2 separate regions of the Homo sapiens genome follow, and region 2 is linked to region 1. Evidence: chromatin loops called from intact Hi-C (ENCODE). Cell type or tissue: IMR-90. All regions are shown on one strand. Each heading gives the region's core, and the rest is flanking DNA. Links, peaks and the distances in the headings are about the cores only. Region 1 overlaps ARHGEF28 (Rho guanine nucleotide exchange factor 28). Region 2 overlaps ARHGEF28 (Rho guanine nucleotide exchange factor 28).

Evidence for each region. Peaks named below come from ENCODE experiments on the same cell type or tissue, not always from the same donor. Only the 100,000 strongest peaks of a DNase experiment are listed, where the experiment ranks them.
Region 2: a loop joins it to region 1, with 2.3 times the contacts of the local background. A loop is called at or near these places in 5 of 110 quality-filtered maps.

The regions. Positions count from the first base shown.
Region 1 is chr5:73,716,076-73,726,547 of GRCh38, forward strand. All of the region lies in intron 2 of ARHGEF28 (Rho guanine nucleotide exchange factor 28), which reads left to right. Among named protein-coding and RNA genes, the nearest start is that of ARHGEF28, 95 kb to the left of the region's middle. In IMR-90, for the core only: no CTCF peak of the experiment used is centred there; a DNase peak (open chromatin) is centred at 6,366.
Region 2 is chr5:73,766,412-73,776,883 of GRCh38, forward strand. ARHGEF28 (Rho guanine nucleotide exchange factor 28) reads left to right here. Exons shown (of 36, transcript NM_001177693.2): 5 at 7,444-7,627; 6 at 10,105-10,285. Among named protein-coding and RNA genes, the nearest start is that of ARHGEF28, 150 kb to the left of the region's middle. In IMR-90, for the core only: no CTCF peak of the experiment used is centred there; a DNase peak (open chromatin) is centred at 4,270; H3K27ac peaks cover 764 bases.

The DNA of each region.
Region 1 (10,472 bases), core at 1,413-9,412:
GTAAATTTAATTTACTTGTCCTTAAGAAGTTAAAAACTATCCAGGGAAGACTAATTTTTTTTTTATGACAAGCTGTAATGCACCGGCACCTTTATTTCCTAAATTAATGTTGTCACCTAACCAGTCATGATTCTGTTAGCTGAGAATTATTGTTTTTTGTGTTTTGATAGCAAATCTTGAGAATCAGATCAAAATTCTGTGCAGTGTCCATGCCAGCATGAAGGGTTTGGAATGTTGAGGGCCTGTTTGGAGACATTCTATTCTTTTTATTCAGGATATTTGTTTCTATTAACAGTAGGTTTCTTCACCTGTTACATAGCCTGTTGTGGCCTGGATTTTGCTTATGTTTGTTTTGACTTGAGTCAATTCAGAGGAAGATAATGCTTATTGCTAGTGCAGCCAGTGTCCTATTTAGGGCAGTAGTGTCCCATCCAACTAGTGTTTGCAGGATGACTCTGTGGCCCTAGGAGCGTCCTCATTGTGGGGAGAGTCTGAGCACCTGAGCTCAGGCCACTGTGTGTTTCAGTTTGCTTTGTTGTGGATACACCACTTATGTCACACCTAGCCAGCCCCAGCTACCGCAGACTCTTAGTTACCTTCTTTAGACTTTTTCAGAATGCTTGTTTTTCAGCATTGTCCGTAGTAATATCAGTGCTCAATGATGAAGGCAATTTGAAGGATTATTTGATGGCTTGGAGAAAATGTCTGTTTCAGCTAAACAAATTTTATTTAAAAATATTTAGTTAAACTAAATACTAGGAAAAGAAACTCTGGATTCTAAGGATTTGTGACTATTATAAAGTTCATGTTTAGCATGTAAGTCTTGTTACTAAGAGATGCTCTATGCCTCCTGTGCTTGGAATTTCTACTGGTTTCCCAGTATAAAAAGGATACTGCTGCTTTTAGATGTGACTTTTTAATATCCTTGAAATGTATTCTTTATTTGAATCATTGTAATTGCTGACCTTAGACAATTTCTTGAGACAGAGGATCCAGAATGAATTTTTTAGAATCCTGAAAAATCCACCCAAACAAATCCTTAGGTAGCTCAGGTTAATTAACAGAATGCGACTCCATAATTCCACAGTGATAGTTTGTAGCTATGGTCAACTTTGTAAATGCAGGCCTGTTGCTACTCTAACAAAACAAATTATTTAGTATGCTGGCTTTGTTCCCATTGTAGACTCAAGCCTGAGGCCTATTTGCCCCCTCTTCCTCCTCTCCGTTCCTTATCTCCTGACTGTCTTCCTGGGAATCTGCTTATTAAATTGTTCATGTCAGTTGGATGGTTACCCTCCTTTATTTCTCTCGTCTTTAACCTTGTCTTCTTCACATTGTAGCCAATCTCCCTATTCTCTTCCCTGTAGCTGCCACCATCTAGTCCTTTCTGGGAAATCCCTTTATATAATATGAATATAATATTTGCGAAAACTGTAATGATTACAATAACTTAAGTTTCAGGCAGTATAGCCACACCACCAATAATAATAATGTAGAAAGTGGTTGTGTTTTTATTTGTTACTGAAAGTTCATCATTTGTTACTACTTTCATTTATTCAGTAAAAAGTTAAAAGTGCCAACTGCATGTCAGGTATTGCACTAGGTGCTGGAAATACAACAAGAAGAGAGCTCATAGATAAGGTAGAAGAAAGGTAAATCATGATGATAGTGTATAAGCCTTTGAAAGAGTGTCATGTGTAAGTTTATTATTGTATCAATCAGAGCAATAATGAACTGTTGCTGTTGGACATGGAAATGATGCTATTACACTGAAAATAGTATTTATCAATATGGAATTTGTCTTTTTTTGTGTGTGTGTGTGACAGAGTTTCACTCTGTCACCAGGCTGGAGTGTGCTGGCGCGATCATCTTAGCTCACTGCAATCTCTGCCTCCTGAGTTCAAGTGATTCTCCTGCCTCAGCCTCCCAAGTAGCTGGGATTATAGGCACGCACCACCATGCCCAGCTAATTCTGATTTTTAGTAGAGATGGGGTTTCACTATGTTGGCTGGTCTCGAATTCCTGACCTCAAGGGATCCACCCACCTTGGCCTCCCAAAGTGCTGAGATTACAGGCATGAGCCACCACACTGGGCCAAAATTTGTTTTTGGTATGTATACTAGTTAGCAGGATTATAGACCTCCCAAAGTTATACTCAGGTATGAAGAAGAATGTAGTTTCTTCAGGTCTTTCTGAGAGCCATTTGATCCTCCTGATCCCCTGTCTGCTGGGTAGCAGAAGATGACAAAATGACTCTGCTCTAGGGATGTTGTCTGATGCAATGATCTAAATAATTTGTTTAGGTCTTGCATGCTCATTTACTTAGATAAAATACTCAGCCTCCTAACTATTTGACTTCTTACTCTGCACCTTTCCAGGATGGTTTCCAAATGTATGGGGACAGGGGAGTGTTGGAGGTGAGGGATTCCTTGGCTTCATGCAGTCCTCAGTGACTCATTCATCTTTGAGTGTCTGCTTGCATCTGTGTCTGCAGGCATAGACGGTACGTTGGTCTCTTTCAGCCATGTCTGGGCCCAGATGTGTTCCTGAGCTGACCTTGACCCCACTTCCTCTTAGTTCTTGCTGATGCTGTTTGGACCCCTCCAAATCTCTGTCACATTCTCCATACAGCCCATGGCCTAGGATGTCACTCGTGTAATCACTCTACTCCTGAGGGACATCTTTCTTCTCACCAGGCTGAGCCTGTTGCCACTCAACTCACTACTATCTTCATCCTCCCTAGGGGTGCACAGGGACTTCTGGTCCCATCCACACCGCACTAGAACTGAAGCTGGCTAGGGAAAGCTAAACACTATCCTTCCCTCACCCAGCCTCTCGGCATTGCTGTGTTTACTGTGCTCTGTTCATCTCCTGGGCTGACGCAAGAACAGCCTCCCCAAATCACAGAGAGTCAGCTGCCACTCACTCAGAAGTGTGTCATAATTTATCTGACAACCATTTCCTTCTCTGGGGCCAAAACCCAGAAAAGGAGATCAAGACTCAGCTGTTTTGCCTCCTGCCTCTCCTTGTAATTCCCTGGTTCCAGAAGCCAGTCAATGTTGGGCTTTCCCCCTCTTTTCTTCTCCTATCCTAAGGCAGCCATCTTCATCCCTAGCATTAATAAGAAGCTTTGTCTTCCACAAAAGCGACCATGATCAACCCCATCTCTGCTAAAAAGACAAAAAATTAGCTGGGCATGGTGGCAGGCACCTGTAGTCTCAGCTACTTGGGAGGCTGAGGCAGGAGAATGGCGTGAACCCGGGAGGCGGAGCTTGCAGTGAGCCGAGATCACGCCGCTGCACTTCAGCCTAGGCGACAGAGGGAGACTCCGTCTCAGAAAAAAAAAAAAAAAAAGACACCATGATTTGAATTTTTCAAACTCTGTTCTTCATAAGGCCTGCATTTCCAGCCCATTGTCTTGTTGTAAAAATCATACTTGGGATTTCAGAAACTGACATTTCTCTTTTCCTTTCTGCAGCAACAGTGCTAAAATGTTTCCTCTCCTCACTTCCAGCCCCAAGAGCCCCAAGGCAGGTGGATGTTTCAGGCTGACAAAAGAAAGCTCCCATACACAAAATGAGAAAGAAAAAAAGATGCACATCATGATTTTTCAAATGTGTTATAGTAGATGTCAGTGATTCATAAATAATCACTTCTGTACAAGTTTGAAAATATGTGCATAGCACTGTAGTATGTAAATATGCGCAAGGTGAATGCTTGCCATTCCACAGCAGGTGTCTGTTCCTGGAGGCAAGCCCTCGGTTGTGCCACTATAATGGATTACTAGTGTAATCGAGGCAAGGCAGTTTACATTCTTACACTGGGGATTTTATCTCTAACTAATTACTGGATATGACTAGTTGCCAGGTGTCATTAAAGGAAAGCTGCTGAATACCATGCAATGAAGAAAAACTATAGGCTGAAGAATGAGCAGGCACAGATTCCAATATTAATTCTGCTTGTTGCCGCAGAGGCGAATAGTAAAAATAAAAAATGAGTTCCTATAAAATACAAATGAGTTAATGTATATTAAGGTGCTTTGAGTATGGCAATTTTCCTAAGGAGTATTAGTTATAAATATTTAAAACAACATAGACATGTATTTCCAGTTGTGCCATTTTAGATTGTAGAGATGAATAATCATTGTATTTTACAGATGAGAAGGGTCAAATTACCCCATGAATAGACATGACAGGTGGTCCCTGGAGGAAGTATGGTCTTTCTCTTTAAATGAATGAATGACAGAACCTTGGAAAACTAAGGGACAGTTGAAAAAGAAGAAAAAGGAAGGGAAAATGGTAGTTTGACGGGAGGGAAGTGTAGAATTTTGACAAAGGAGTAGTCATCAAAAATAGCAGGCAGAGAGAGGTCAGGAGAGATTGGACTCAGCCTCTAAGACCTCAGTGGAGGCTTTGATCCAGGGATTTCAGAGGTGAGATGTCAGCCAGAGTGTGGCGGGTTAGAAGGGAAATAGGGAAAATGCAAGAGGAGGAAGGGGAATGACGGGTGGGATGGTAAAATTCGACAAGTTGGAAGGAGGCTCACAGATGGTGTTTGAAAAGAGAAATGTCCTCCTCTGAGCCTTGAAGAAAGGCGTGAAGGAGAGTCATGGGCTGGATGGACCAGAGCTGTGCATCCAGGTCTTCTAGCCTTGTTTATTGTTCTTCCTGCTGACCGATTGCTCCTTACAAATGGCACATAAACATGTATGTCTCAAAGTTGACATCCAAACAACCCCACAACAACCTAAAGTGCCAGCTCTGAGAAAAATCAAAGAAACATATACTTAGTGATTTTGCTGACCACATTAGGATCTGAAGAACCTTTGGGAGAATCTGAAAGATCCATGCCTGTTCAAAATAACGGCTTATATAACATATTGCTTCTCAAATTTCTTCATAGCAAAAGAAGTTCAAGCTCATTCCATTCATCATTAGTTTTAAAATAGAGGTTAGAGAATTTTGTTATTTTAATTCTAACTAAAGTCTTTGTTTTGAGAATCTGAAGAACAGGAAATTCTTGAATCTGGACATCTCTTTCCTTCTCTCTCTCTTTTTCTTCTCCCTTTGGCCTGGAAGAGCAGGGGAAGCCACAGAGGCTGCTCTCCACCATGTATGAGGAAGGATGGGGGCCTGGGAATAGGCTGGGTTGCATTGTCCTGCCATGGTGTCTGTGGGGACTCTGTAGTATGAATTTCTACTTCAGGGCTTTGGGGACACCTATTAGCTTCTTTCTTCAACCTTCTCGCTTTTACCATCTTCTTGAGTCACTGCCTACATGAACCCTCTAGTGAAACCCTTGAGAAGTAAAGTAAAAGCATTACCTACTTAGATCCTGTTGAATGTGCAAATAGGGAAAAATCTGAAACCTCTATAGTGCCTGGGTTTGGGCTACTGGTCAGTGACTTCAGGTATATTTTCCCCCCAGAAGCTGCCTCTGCTGTGATCACTGTTGAAGCCTCTGTTTTAAATGAACCTGAAATTGGCTTATTAGGCTAGCTGAATTTTTTTTTTCAGAATCAGGGTCTCACTCTGTCCCCCAGGCTGGAGTGCAGTGGTGTGATCATAGCTCACTGCAGCCTGGACCTCCTGGGCTCAAGGGATCCTCCCACCTTGGCCTCCCAAGTAGCTGGAATTACAGGTATGAGCCACCATGCCCAGCCCTAAACTAGCTGTTTTTGATTGAGAATTGCCCTAGAGGTTTTATTTATTTGTAAAATTAATGGTATCCTTGATTTTTGATCACATAACTAATAGTTGTCAGGCCAGTGCCCTTTGCATGGGAACTATTTAGGAATCTTGTTACCATCTGTCGGTATTCCCTTTGTTAGAGATGCTCTTGGTATAAAGGGCTCAGCAGCAGTTTTGTCATGAGCTCAGTGTTGGCCCCACCCTAATCTAGAAATTTCTTTGCAGGTTTAGGCACACAATATCTAATGAGTATATCTGGGAGCCTGTCAATTATGATCTTTTGCTGCTATTCAGTGGTAATTGAAAAATAATTAAGCAGTAGCACACAGATATATCTGACACATGTGACTTAGAGATAGAAAAGCTTGCTGCTATGCTAAACTATTTAATAGGCTAAGCAAAAAGATTCGTCGTGAATATGTAACAATAGCTTTTCCGAAGGAAGGGAGGGAAAGATAATTAATATTCTTGAACATCCATGACATAGCAGACACTGTGCTAGCTGTTTCATCAACCTTTTATTTAATTCCCATTACTTACCCAGTGTGCTAAGTATGATTTCCTCTCTCTAAAACTCAGAGAAATTATAAATGCTGTGTCCAAAGCTGCACAGCTATTTACCAGATGTCCTGGGACTACCAGAGTGTAAGGACTCAATAAATGTTTGTGCTATGGATGAATGGAATGTGAATGAAATGGCCTGCAGCCCAGGCAAGTTTTCACATTACCATTTGTCTCTCATCTCACCATGTGTTTCAAAACATAAAACGCTTTGTTTATCTTTTAGGAAGACCCACTTTTCTTTGAATGGGACATGAAAATAATGGGTGTGGATATTCTTACTCCTATTTATTGTTGAACATTTGGTTCCTGATTTAAACTTCAAAGTACGACTCCTATGAGAGTTTAATCTCCAGAAAATCCCTGATGAGAAACAGGCAGATAGATATCTATTTTATGATAAATCCTTATTCATTCAGAATTTCAGAGGCAATGAAGATGAAAAAGGCAAATGCATACATATCTCTCTCTATCCATATATATTAACAAATAAGGCTAACCATGTTTTAAAGTAGCCATTTTTTGTGATCTGTTTTAATGAACAGATTAGTATAGTACTGTAGTTTTTTATGTTTTAATTTAGACCGTCATCTTGAGGCCTTAAAATAATTTAATATCTTAATTAGCCAAAGCATTCCCTTTCAAGAACATTAGCTTGCTAGCCATCCTTTCTTATGTAGTATGAAGATATATTTTAGTCCATATTCTAATTTAATAAAGTTTTACATTATTTTCAAAGTGTCTCTGAAAGAGATTAATGTAATTGTGGTTCAGTAATTATTCCTGTCCCTGTTCTAGGTTAGTCTCCTCTCTTATCTTCTCCATAGAAAATGGGTATCACTGTTTTCCATTTGAAGGAAAAGAATTTTTTTTTTTCCTTTGTGATGGAGTCTTGCTCTGTCGCCAGGCTGGAGTGCAGTGGCACAATCTTGGCTCGCTGCAACCTCTGCCTCCCGGGTTCAAGCAATGCTCCTGCCTCAGCCTCCTGAGTACTGGGACTACAGCTGCGTGCCACCACGCCCAGCTAATTTTTGTATTTTTAGTAGAGACGGGGTTTCACCATGTTGGCCAGGTTGGTCTCAATCTCTTGACCTCATGATCTACCCTCCTTGGCCTCCCAAAGTGTTGGGATTACAGGCGTGAGCCACCACACCCAGCCCCAAGAATGTTTTTTAAGAAAAACAATTTCTTGCTTTATGAAAATCAGTTTCACATCTTTGGTCTAATTATGTTGTTTTAATTTTCAACAAAGATCAGTTAAGGTTTATTTGTATGCTTTTCTAAATGAAGGGGGAAGAAAAGAACAAAACAAAAAAACCAGTTCCCCCATTAAGCTCAAGAGGAAGTTTCTTGTTCTCAAATCCATTTAAGAGGATAAGCCATTCAAAATCTCCTCTGTCACCTCTCAGACATATTTTTCTAATATCACAAAGGCGTGGAGGGCATTCTAAGCCCTAAATTGAGCAAAATGAATTGGCCTTGTGACTATTTATCCATGCATTAATTGGTCTAGGAATGGTTCTAGCATGAGCATGAAGAAAACTAGAAGTATTCAACTACACCTAAATCCACTCTCTGGAGTAGATTCTGGGGTTTGCATTTGGGGGCAGTTCCCAAAAGTATCAGGCCTCTGTCTCTGTTCCCTTTTCTCTCAAGCTCCTTGGAATCCCTGGGTGGTTGTCCAGTGGTCCACAGAGGTACCTGTGCCAGGGTCTGCGGGGGCATCCCAGGCAGGCCTGAGCATCCTGAACCTTATTTCATCCATGCACCTCTGTTAAAAATTCTCATTCCTCTATTAAAATGTTGTGGGAATTAGACCAAAGGTTGATGAAACAGCTAGCACAGTGTCTGATTTGTCATGGGTGTTCAAGCAAAATTCTCAAATCTCTGTTTAAAATTCTCTATTAAAAATTAAGAATTCTGTGCCTACTAGGTAATAATTACATAATCTTAAAAATCAACCTCTTTTTTCCCTTAGGAAATATAGATACATTTTTGAGAAAGAATTGCCCAGAATCTAAATATAATCTGGACATGAATAGAATTTCAGTTCTAAATGCATGATTCTTTTGAAAAAGGCAGATACTATATGCAGTGTGAACGTGCATATAGTAAAATCCCCCCCTTTTTAGTGTACAGTTCTGACTGTTGACAAATACACAGAGTACTGCAACCAAATATGGAACATTAACATCACCCCAAAATTCCCTGTGCTGCCCCTTTGTTGTAGCCAGTGCTTCCTCTAACCTCAATCCCTGTCAACTGCTGTTCTTTTCCCTATAGCTGTAAAAGATAACATTTCCAAGATGTCATATAATTGGAATCCTATGTTATGTAGCCATTCAAGTCTGGCTTTTACCATTCAGCTTAAGTCATTTGAGATTCATCCATTCGTTTCATGTTTTAAAACTTTGTTCCTTTGTATTTCTTAGTAGTATTACATTGTGTGGAGGTAACACAGCTTATTCACTGAAGGATATCTGAGATGATTCCAGTTTTTGGTGATTACAAATAGAGCTGCCATAACCATCCATACACAGATTTCATGTGAATATAAGTTTATACAACACCTAAATAAATACCTGGGAGTAGAATTTCTAGGTCGTATGGTAAGTTTATATTTATCAAAGGGAGATTGTTAAATGTATTTCAGATTTTATTTTTCTTCTAATTATAAAAGTGATGTATGTTTGTTGTAGAAAACTTAAAAAATATAGAAAAGTACCAAAAAGGTTAAAAAAAACCCTTAATTCCATATGTATTTCATTGTCATCTGGGTATGTGCATAATCTATTTACCAATTGTTTGGTGTCCTATTTTTTGTTTCACAAATATTTTCTGTGTCATTAAATATTAAATAACTTCTGATAATACCTAAGAAGTACATTTAATGATAGGAGTATCATAAACCATGGCAGACTGATAGAGGAGATATTTTTGTACAGAGGAACTTAGAATCTTTGTGGTTGTTTGAACACACCTTCTCATATTTGCGTAGTCCTCTATTATATGAATTCATTTAGGAACAGTTAAAACTAATATGGCCAATTGCCTTGTATAGATACGCCCTTTAGGTTTGAGGCTTATAGGTATGAATAGAATGTTGGTCCACTGGACGTTATTTTTTCCCTTGGATAAACTCAATACCTCTTAACTGTTATTTAAATGGTGACTGTAAGAACATTATTGTCCTTTACTTTCATAAAATAATTTATACTAATCTTCTTAAGTGAAATTAAGGTTAGGGACTATCATGTTAAATAACCAGCTAATCACTAAAAATCTTTTTTATTTTCTTTTTAATGCTGCATTAGTGGTTCAAGTGAGGTCTCTGTTTTGAGAGAATCAGTAAGTTGGCTGTTTTCGTTGGTATTTGGGAAAGCTAGGGATATGCTTGGGGTGTGGTGTAATTCATTCACATGCCTGATTTGTAAAGCCAGGTCTATCTTCCTGATTTTCTGAAGAATAGGCTCATGACATTTGACTGGACAATGAGGAAGAGTAGAAAAAGGGTCTGAGAAGAGTTTAAAGATTTGGCTACTATTTTGGATGTCTGGAAACTTTTTCTTTACCTAAGTATCAACCCTTTATTCTTTCAGGGCTCAACTGCAAGACATACATTTCTGAATTAAGAGAGCATTAACAATAAAATTCCTGTCAGGGTCAATTGTTAAACTAGCAGTCAAGGTGACTGACTTGGGCAGTATGTAACTTGTGCAGTTTCCCCCTGTGTTGAGTGGTTTTAATCTAAATTTTCCTATTAGCCTGAGTTTGGTTGCAAAGACCATATCCCTAAAAGTTTAAACCAGGGGAGAAAGTGTGTGTGCATATGTGTGCCTGTGTGTGCACAAATACCCCTCAGTGAAAAGCTCACTGCCAGCCCAGAACAGAGTAGGGTTCAGTCTTCAAAATGACAAGGAAGTCCTTTGGAACTTCTGGGCACTGCACTCCCTGTCTGCCAGGTATGACTAGCCAAACTGCAAACAAAATTCAAGTTACATAGATACCAGTTTGCTGTCTTGTTTACTGACATGTTTTATCTAAAACCAAGCTGTAGCAGTTACAAAAAAATAATTTATTTTCAAAGAGTTGATTTAGAGCTTAGCTTTGGTTTTATTTTTGCTAGGGAAGCATTTAAAGAGAATCTAAAATATGCTATCCAGCTAACTAAGATATAGGGAGTTTTAACAGAAAATTGATTGGCCCACAAATAGGTAAATT
Region 2 (10,472 bases), core at 1,019-9,018, 50 kb after region 1:
CTTGTAAAACTCACAGAAAACTCTTTTTGTTGTTCTTTGGTAAAATCTTATACCTAATAGATCTTAATTAAGAGCTGACTGGGTAGGCTGTGTTATAAAAGGAAGATATAGGTTTGTATTTTGCTAACCACTTATTAATTTAAATTAGCAGATCCCAACTCTGGCTTTGCATTGGAATCACTTGAGAATATTTGGAAAAGTGTGATGACTTGGCCCTGCCCCAGAAGTTCTGATTTAATTTTTCTGGAGAGGGCCTTAAACATCAGTCTTATTAAAAAATAATAAAATAAGTTAAATAATTAACCAAGGTCTCCAGAACTCACAATCACTGCTAGAGGCAATGTAAGTTATTACCACCATTTTTGGAAAACACAGCAGCATTATCTAATACATTTAGAGAAACTAATATCTCATAGCAAATCTGTTCCATAGCAATTCCATTCCTACCTATAAACCCTAGCAAGAAAACATGCTGATATGGTTTGGCTGTGTCCCCACCCAAATCTCACCTTGAATTGTAACTCCCACAATTCCTACATGTCATGAGAGAAACTGGTGTGAGGTGATTGAATTATCGGGGTGGGTCTTTCCTGTACTATACTCATGATAGTGAATGAGTCTCATGAGATCTGATGGTTTTTAAAATAGGAGTTTCCCTGCACAAGCTCTCTCTCTTGCCGCCACCATGTAAGAAGTGCCTTTTGCCTTCTGCTGTGATTGTGAGGCCTCCCTAGCCACATGGAATTGTAAGTCCATTAAACCACTTTCTTTTGTAAATTGCCCAGTCTCAGGTATGTCTTTATCAGCAGCATGAAAATGGATTAATAGAGTAAATTGGTACCACTAGAGTGGGGTGCTGCTGAACAGATACCTGAAAATGTGGAAGCAACTTTGGAACTGGGTAACAGGCAGGGGTTGGAACAATTTGGAGGGCTCAGAAGAAGACAGGAAAATGTGCAAAAGTTTGGAACTTCCTAGAGACTTGTTGAATGGCTTTGCCCAAAATGATTATAGCAATATGGACAATAAATTCCAGGCTGAGGTAGTCTCTGATGGAAATGAGGAACTTGTTGAGAACTGGAGCGAAGGTTACGTTTTAGCAAAGAGACTGACAGCATTTTGCTCCTGTGCTAGAGATTCGTGGAATTTTGAACTTGAGAGCCATGATTTAGGGCATCTGGCGGAAGAAATTTCTAAGCAGCAAAGCCTTCAAGAAGTGACTTGGGTGCTGTTAAAGGCATTCAGTTTTATAAGGGAAGCAGAGCATAAAAGTTTGGAAAATTTTTGGCCTGACAATGCAATAGAAAAGAAAATCCCATTTTCTGAGGAGAAATTCAAGCTGGCTGCAGAAATTTGTATAAGTAATGAAGAACTGAATATTAATCCCCAAGACAATGGGGAAAATGTCTCCAGGGCATGTCAGAGGGCTTCATGGGAGCCCCTCCCATTATAGGCCCAGAGGCCTAGGAGGAAATGGTTTCATGGGCTGGGCCCAGGGTCCCCATGTTGTGCAGCCTAGGGACTTGGTGCTTGGCATCCCAGCTGCTCCAGCCGTAGCTGAAAGGAACCAACACAGAACTCGGGCCATGGCTTCTGAGGCTGCAAACCTCAAGCCTTGGCAGCCTCCACATGGTGTTGAACCTGCAAGTGCACAGAAGTCAAGAATTGAGGTTTGGGAACCTAGATTTCAAAGAATGTATGGAAATGCCTGTATGTCCATGGCAAAAGTTTGCTGCAGGGGTGGGGCTTTCATGGAGGACCTCTGCTAGGGTAGTGTGGATGGGAAATGTGAGGTGGGACCCCCCACACAGAGTTCCTACTGGGACACTGCCTAGTGGAGCTGTGAGAAGAGGGCCACAATCTTCCAGACCCCAGAATGGTAGATCCACTGACAGCTTGCGCTGTGTGCCTGGAAAAGCCACAGACACTCAATATCAGCCCATGAAAGCAGCTGGGAGGGAGGCTTTACCCTGCAAAGCCACAGGGGCAGAGCTGCCCAAGACCATGGGAAACCACCTCTTGCATCAGTGTGACCTGGATATGAGACATGGAGTCAAAGGAGATCATTTTTGGAGCTTTAAGATTTGACTGCTCCACTGAATTTCAGACTTGCGTAGGGCCTGTAGCCTCTTTGTTTTGGCCAATTTTTCCCATTTGGAGTGAGTGTATTTACCCAATGCCTGTAACCCCATTGTATCTAGGAAGTAACTAGCTTGCTTTTGATTTTACAGGCTCATAGGCAGAAGGGGCTTGCCTTGTCTCAGATGAGACTTTTGACTGTGGACTTTTGAGTTAATGCTGAAATGAGTTAAGACTTTGAGGGACCATTGGGAAGGCATGATTGGGTTTAAAATGTAATTTGGGAGGGGCCAGGGGAAGAATGATATGATTTGGCTGTGTCCTCACCCAAATCTCATCTTGAATTATAACTCCCACAATTCCCATGTATCATGGGAGGAACCTGGTAAGAGGTGATTGAATTATGGGGATGGGTCTTTCCTGCACTGTTCTCATGATAGTGAATGAGGCTCACGAGATCTGATAGTTTTCAAGATGGGAGTTTCCCTGCACAAGCTCCCTCTTGCCGCTGCCATGTAAGAAGTGCCTTTTGCCTTCCACCATGATTGTGAGGCCTCCCTAGCCATATGGAACTGTAAGTCCATTAAACCTCTTTCTTTTGTAAATTGCCCAGTCTCAGGTATGTCTTTATCAGCAGCATGAAAATGGACTAATACACACACAAATATCAGAAAAAATATTTTACCCTGTGTCTGTATGTGTATATATATATGTGTGTGTGTGAGAGAGAGAGGCAGAGGGAGACAGAGACAGAAAAACAGAGAGATACACTCATACCAATGGACCTCAGGAGTGCAAATACCCCTCCTCCTTTCCTAGTCACATTCTTCTCTTTTTCCTAACAGGTATTGTGCTGACTTTTATAGTAGCCATTTCCTTGCTTTTCTTTACAGTGTTACAACGTATGTATATATGCCTAAGTAATAATTTTAACTTTTACTCTTCTTGAACTTCATATTAATTGAAACATATCCTGTGTATTTTGTGACTTGATTTTTCCCTTTTGACATTATATTCATTACTTCCTTCTGTGTTAATCTGTAATTCATTTTGATTGTTAGAATATTGTTGTATGATTGCACTGCAATTTATTCCATTGATGAACATTAAGATTACTTTGAATTTTGACCATTTATATTTTTTGCATGGTTTCTTGCTAGGGTTTATAGGTAGGAATGGAATTGTTGTGGACTGGATTTGCGTTAGTTTCTCTGACTTTATTAGATAATGTTGCTGTGTTTTCCAAAGGGGTTGTAACAGTTTACATTTCCTCTAGCAGTGATTGTGAGTTCTGGAGACCTTGGTTAATTATTTAACCTATTTTATTATTTTTTAATAGACATTTTAAGAACAGGTTTAGGTTCATGGCAAAATTGAGTGGAAGATACAGATATTTCCCATATATTCCCTGCCCCTACACATGCACAGCCTCCCCTATTATCAATACGCCCCACAGAGTGGCACATTTGGTTATGATCGATTAGCCTACATTTGAGAGGTTAATTTATTCTTTAATCTTCCAAGCTAAGCCTTTGGCTAATTGAAAGGTATGGCCAGATCTTGTGTGGATATGGTAATGGTTCTAAATTGACCAGTAACAAAACCACTTTCCTTTAGTAACACTTAAACTGTCTGACCTTCCTTGCCCTTGTGCTTCAGATGCCTGGAAGCTTTGACCTGTGCTGTTTTTGCAGATAGTAACCATAGAGTTAGGACAGGATTGAATACTCTTAGGAACCTTGGATCTTTATTGTGACAGACTCATTTCATGGGCAAAGAAACTGATGCCCGGCAGAGTGAGAAGCACAAACTCCACACTCCCTTCCTATCTGGGGCAGTTGGACTCCTGTTATGCAGTAAGGAATGGCTTATTGAATGGCACAGCCTGTTCAGTTCCTTTTTGTGTCTTGGTTTTCATGCTCTCATGATGTTATAGGTCGTACCTTTTAATGTTTGCCATTACAGCAATTATTAGTAATTCTGCATTGGTTACATTAGTTCAAATAACTCCTGGCACCAACCAAACAGGAAGAGACATTTATTTAGTTTAAGAAATTATTTTAAACACTCCCACCTCTGCCAAATTGTATAACCTCTTTCCACAGTTTGTTTTGCTGGCTGCCGTTAAGAAATCTGAAACTCTATAACAGGCAGAATTATTTATATATGTCATGATGCTTCCTATTTCAAGCTGTTTGCCTCGCTCTGCACTCTGAACTTTCATACTGAATGAGAAAGCTCTCTCTTACAACATTTTGGTCAGTTTTTATTTGTTTTCTTTAAACATCAGAAGATTCTCTCTTCCCCTGCCTTACCTCCTCCCCGGGAAGTGGGTAGATTCTCAGAAAGAGAGGCAACAGTGAGCCATTCAGGCCTGCATGTTTACTGTTCTCTCTCATTGAACAAGATGTGAGGATGGAGCCAGAAGGAGAGAAGAGGGAGCTGGATTAGCAGAACAAGCTTGGAGAGCTCTCGTGGTAGAGGAAACAGATCTGCCCACACTCACACTGTTGGTCAGGTTGAATACAGTGAAATACACTCCAGGTTCAATGGTATTTAGGGCATTGCACCAGACATGGCAGAAAGTGTTACTTAAATTGATACCATGCTTTCCTTTACCAATGGTATAATTTGAAAAGGGAACACAAAAGGTTTAGATGTTCCCTTTTGATCATTTTTTTGGGAGGGGAAAGAAAATTACAATCCATACAACTATGGAATATTTCTCACTATATTCAGATTAGGAGATATGTCTTAGAAATTCCATCCGGGCTGGGTGCGGTGGCTCATGCCTGTAATCCCAGCACTTTGGGAGGCCAAGGCGAGTGGATCACCTGAGGTCAGGAGTTCAAGACCAGACTGGCATGGCCAACATGGTGAAAACCTGTGTCTACTAAAAATACAAAAATTAGCTGGGGGTGATGGCGCGCACCTGTAATCCTAGCTACTCAGGAGGCTGAGGCAGGAGAATCACTTGAAACTGGGAGGCAGAGGTTGCAGTGAGCCAAGATTGCACCACCGCACTCCAGCCTGGGCAACAGAGTGAGACTCCATCTCAAAAAAAAAAAAGGAGAGAAATTCCATCTTAGTATGCCTGGTTAATATCTCATGCTGACAGGTTTTCCTGTGTTGGGGAGTACACATGCACATATGTGTGCATATGTATATTTGTTACCTGATCTTAACAAGTCTATTCCTGGTTATTATTTAAAAAGGAAGAAAAATACAAATATTATCCAACATTTTAGATACCCTGCTGGGAATCTAAAAACAAAAACCTCACTTTTTATTCAAAGGAGTATAATGGTCAAAAGTTAAAGGATAAAATAGTCAAAGATAAGTTCTCTAATAGCTAACATAGTTTTTTAATTTTCATAAAGCTGAAGATATCAAGTATATTAAACAAATGTCTGGCAGGAGTGTATTGCCTTGTCTGTTTTTAGATATTTTGGTATTTTGAATGTTATTTTACTGAGGGGAAGTGTTCCATGTCACACAGATGATTGATAGAGTAAATATACTGGTAAGTTGGTGGCATTTCACTGTGATGAGTTCATTTACATATTTTAAGTATAATGCCTTACATTCATTGATCTAGCTATCTATATCTCTATAGATATAGATATATAAATAATTAAAAATGTAAACTAAGCCTTTTATTTGCATTCATTTATGGTGGAGTGTTTCCTTCTAATTGTTTCAAATTAGAGCTTTGTAGAAACCTGGCTTCCCAAGTATCATCATTACCACAGCCTGCAGGTAGGACAAAGCTGAGTTTATTGCCTACTATGGTATGGGAGAACACCACCTCCACAGGGCCTTAGAGGTGTCTTGAAGGGGGAGCTGTGAGGTGAGGTGAGAATTTATTGAGAACTTGAAGTTTGGCTTAATGAGGGTCTTTTTTTTGAGACAGGGCCTCACTTTGTGGCCCAGGTTGGCATGCAGTGGTGCAATCTCCACTCACTGCAACCTCTGCCTCCTGGGCTCAAGCGATCCTCCCACCTCAGCCTGCTGATTAGCTGGGACCACAGGCGAGTGCCACCATGCCTGTTTAATTTTTGTATTTTTTGTGGACAGTGGGTTTTACCACATTCACCAGGCTGGTCTTGAGCTCCTGGGCTCAAGTGATCCTCCCGCGTTGGCCTCCCAAAGTGCTGGGATTAAGGCATTAGCCACCACGCCTGGCCTTATAAGGGTTTTTAATGTTGGGGATGGTGGTGGGTGGGGCATGTTGGACAGGAAAGGAGCTTGATCAGGACTCGGGAAGGATCATAATGTAGTTAAGATTGCTTTTAGGGTTCAAACTGCCTTTTATTGGTTTCTACTGAACAGTTGGTTAGTCTTGTGGAAGGTTCCTATAATGAGCAATCATTCATTTGCCTGGGCAAGTGGCTCCTGGAATAGTAAAATTGTGCTAATGAAGATAATGGAATAGTAAGATAGCGTTAATATGGACAGGAAACTGTGGAGAAGTAGGTCATTTTGTTCTCAGTGTCCATTTTACAGTGAACAATTCAGTGTACAGACTATTCAAACTAAGTAATTTAAATACACACAAACCGTAGAGATTTTAACAGCCAATTGTCATTCAACTCCTCAAATGCTAAATGGCTTTCATTTGCCAGATACTGTGCTAGGTATTAGGAATAAAATACCTCAAGGACCCCTCCGCCTGGAAGATGACAACAGAGAGCGGCAAACACCACAGTGGAGCTGATGCACACGGACCGACCAAGGGCCCTCTGTGCAGGGGCCTTACAGGTCGAGCCTCCTGAGCAGAGCAACGGGGTGGCTTTGGCAATATTGACATAATCTCAGGGATTTAGTAGATGGGTAGAAGCACTGCTGTGAAGTTTGAGAATGACCCATATGAAGCCATTTCTCTTGCGGCTTCTTATCAGGGGAGGAGCGGCTCTGAGGACAAAGGGTGGAAACGGAAGTCCCTCTACAGTCTCAGCCTCTAAAAGCCTCCCTGCCTGAGCAGCAGGATCTCCTCAAGGAACTCTTTGCATATCAACAAGTGTCTGTTTCCAAAGGATGGTCCTTTCCTAGAACCTGCTTCCCTAGATGACTGCACTGCATGTCTAGTGAAAGATGACGTGAATGTGTAGTGCAATGGGTGGAAAGAACACTCTACCTGTGCTCAGCGGACCTGGCCCCAGCACCTACTGCCTACCTGGGCATTCACAAAAATCTTGAACTCTCCAAATTTGTAAAATGAGATACAGTGATTGGGTGCCATTGTTAATTTCTTCCAACTCTGACATTCTTATTATGTCTAAATACACTGTCCCTTTGATAAAATGTGTAAAACAAACTTTGTAAATGGAGGAACTAATATGGTATGTGTTTTTTCCTCTTCAGTATCTTCTCACAGAGAATCTCTTCTACACCTGGCTATGAGATGGGGCCTGGCTAAACTTTCCCAGTTCTTCTTGTGTCTCCCGGGGGGAGTCCAGGCCTTGGCTTTACCCAACGAAGAGGGTGCCACACCATTAGACTTAGCTTTACGTGAAGGACACTCCAAGCTGGTGGAAGACGTCACAAAGTGAGTTTAGCTACTTGATAGTCTCTCTCTTATTTGTATAAAGTCGGCCAAGCATTATAGAAAAATGGAAATAACCAAACCACAAGCTAATGTTGGTTTATGTTTTACTGTTAGCTCTCATGCATATATATAGATCATATAAACAGATATACTGGGATAATTGGTATTAATGTTTCATGAGGGTGAGATAGGAAAAAAGGTCTCAAAAGGCTCTGAAAGGAGTGATAATGAAAAAAAATTGGGGAAACACTAGCATTTAGATTTCAGCTTAAATGTCAACCCCTTCTGTGTTATTCTCTTTGATGATTATGATTAATTCAGAATGTTAAATAAGAGTAACATTATGACTAATTCACAATATTATAATTATATGTGTGGTCATTTGTTTCATATATATCTCTTAATCATTTGAGGTCTGGGACTATTTCTGTTTTACCCATTGCAATGCTCTAGTACAATGTCCAGCACATAATATTTGTTGAAAGGATATAAATCTTTTTTTGAATCAATGAATAACAGACAAATGCTATGGTATGATTTAGTCAATTTGGTGGTCATTATGGTCTAATGAAATAATGTAAAGGAAATAATTTGTAAACTATAATGTTCTCTGTGTTAATGAGGGTATCAACACTTCCAGTGAATAATGAGTGTATTGTTGGTTACTTAGAAAGGTTCAGGTCAGCCATTATTCTTAGCTTATGAAAGAAGGATTCATATATAGTGATTTTTTTGACTTAACGTGGTAAAAAACCAAAGTATAAATGGGAAAGTATGTTGAAAATTACAACATGCTACATAAATATTAACCATTGTTAGAGTAAATGCTACATAAATATTAAATATTATTAGAGTATTATTATGTGGCATGTTCAAATGGACTGGCTTTTCTTGTTTGGCTCATGGAACTCAATGTAATTAATTTATAGTTATGTAGTACATAAGTGGACATTAGAGTAGAAATCAGAGCTTTTGGTTTATTTTTGTTTCTCATTTGATCAAATGACCATCAGCCAAGGGGCAAGCCTATCTGGAGGGAATTGTCCTTTTCCTTGTTTTAACATGACCCCACTTCCTTGGCTAAAAAGGGCAAGGCAAGAACACTTCCTTTGACTCATTCATCGTGAACAATTCTGTGTTCTACTGAGGTCCTAGAGGCACACTTCATCTGTTGGTAGCTTTGTATCTTTTTACTGTGTCCAAGACGAGAAGATACGTGTTTTAAATGTTTCCAGGTCTAATAAATCCATTCATGGATGGGATTAGAAGTAGAGTGTAAGCTAAATTCTGGTGATATGATGATAGAGCTTCCATATTCTAAATTAACAACAGTGACCTTATTGCTCAGGTTCAGAGACCATTCATCTCAGTGGCTTGTTATTGGCATGGGGAGTTGTTTTCTGGAAACTTCTGGAGTCCTTGCCAGTAATGAGTGTCAAGAGTTTGGAGAGGTCCCCCAAGACTTAGAGTAAAACTGTTCTTTAAGGATCTCTTTTTGTCACTCCATCTGATGGAGATAACATTTCCTTCATTGGAAATATACTATATTTTTGTAAAGCAAACATTCATTAACAAAATTAGGTCATGTTAAAAGAGGAAAGGGGCATAGAGCTAGTTCTGTGAATTGAGGAATCTGGGAACAATCTGGTGGGATGTGACATGCTGAGGTATGCTGTAACCCAAGAACATTAATATTTCCCCTTGAGGTTTCTTTACTGTTACTATTACAGGACCTTATAAGCCATCCAGAATATTGCGATACTAACCATGAAGCCTGAATGTAATTTACAAATGTACAAATGTTCTCAGCCAAGATATAACAGAAAATAAGTGTATATTCAAGTCTTGAATATACATGACTCTCCAAAAAACACATAATTTGAATCAACACAACATTTAGGTTGGAAATGTCGTTCCTTTGTGTGTGAGTGTGTTCAGAAATACAACATGATCAAATTTGTGCATGTTTTAATTTGCATAAGAAAGAATTTACAACAGTGGTACCATGTGTTATGAATATCTCACTTATTTATGACATCCAAACCTCACCATGTTCCCTGGAGATCATATCTGTTTTCCACAGTAATCACCTAATAAACCACTGGCTGCCAGCTAATTTGTTCTACTACAGGTAGCCCCATTAAAGTGAGAGGCATCTTTTCAGATTAAAAGGAGAATGAAATGTTGAGGTAAAGTACTATGTTTAAAATTCAGTACTGTTTCATTCTTTATGTAAACCTTTAAAGTATGTAGTATATGTCAATGGTTTCCAATAGACTTCTTCTCTAGGTGGAAAAAGAAAGATGGCTTTATTAGTATCTGTTTTTATGATCTTATGTATTTATTGCACGTAGGTGACTTTCAAGGATCATTTTGCCAGTTGGATTTGTAAGATCAGGGGCAGTGATCCTAAGGGCTGGGATCCTGGGGCTGGTGTCTTTGAAGCTCTGTGTGGGTTTTGATTTGTGTTGTTTCAGTTTTCAGGGCAGATGGTCCCCAAGCTTCTCCCGAGTGCAGCTCAGTGAAGAAGCCTCCTTGCATTACATTCACTCATCGGAAACGCTGACCCTGACCCTGAACCACACAGCCGAGCATTTGTTGGAGGCAGATATTAAACTCTTCCGGAAATACTTTTGGGATAGAGCCTTTCTTGTCAAGGTTTGTACATAGTGATTCTAGCATGTGATAATGCATGCTTCAGAGAATGCAGGCATCAATTTCTTATTATGAGAACAGTGTTTTTTGGGGGTAGGACTTTTTTTAATGAAACCTTGGGGGACATGAAATTGGAAACTGCATTAGATCAGTAGAATGAAGATTATTATATATTTTATAGGAGTTTGTA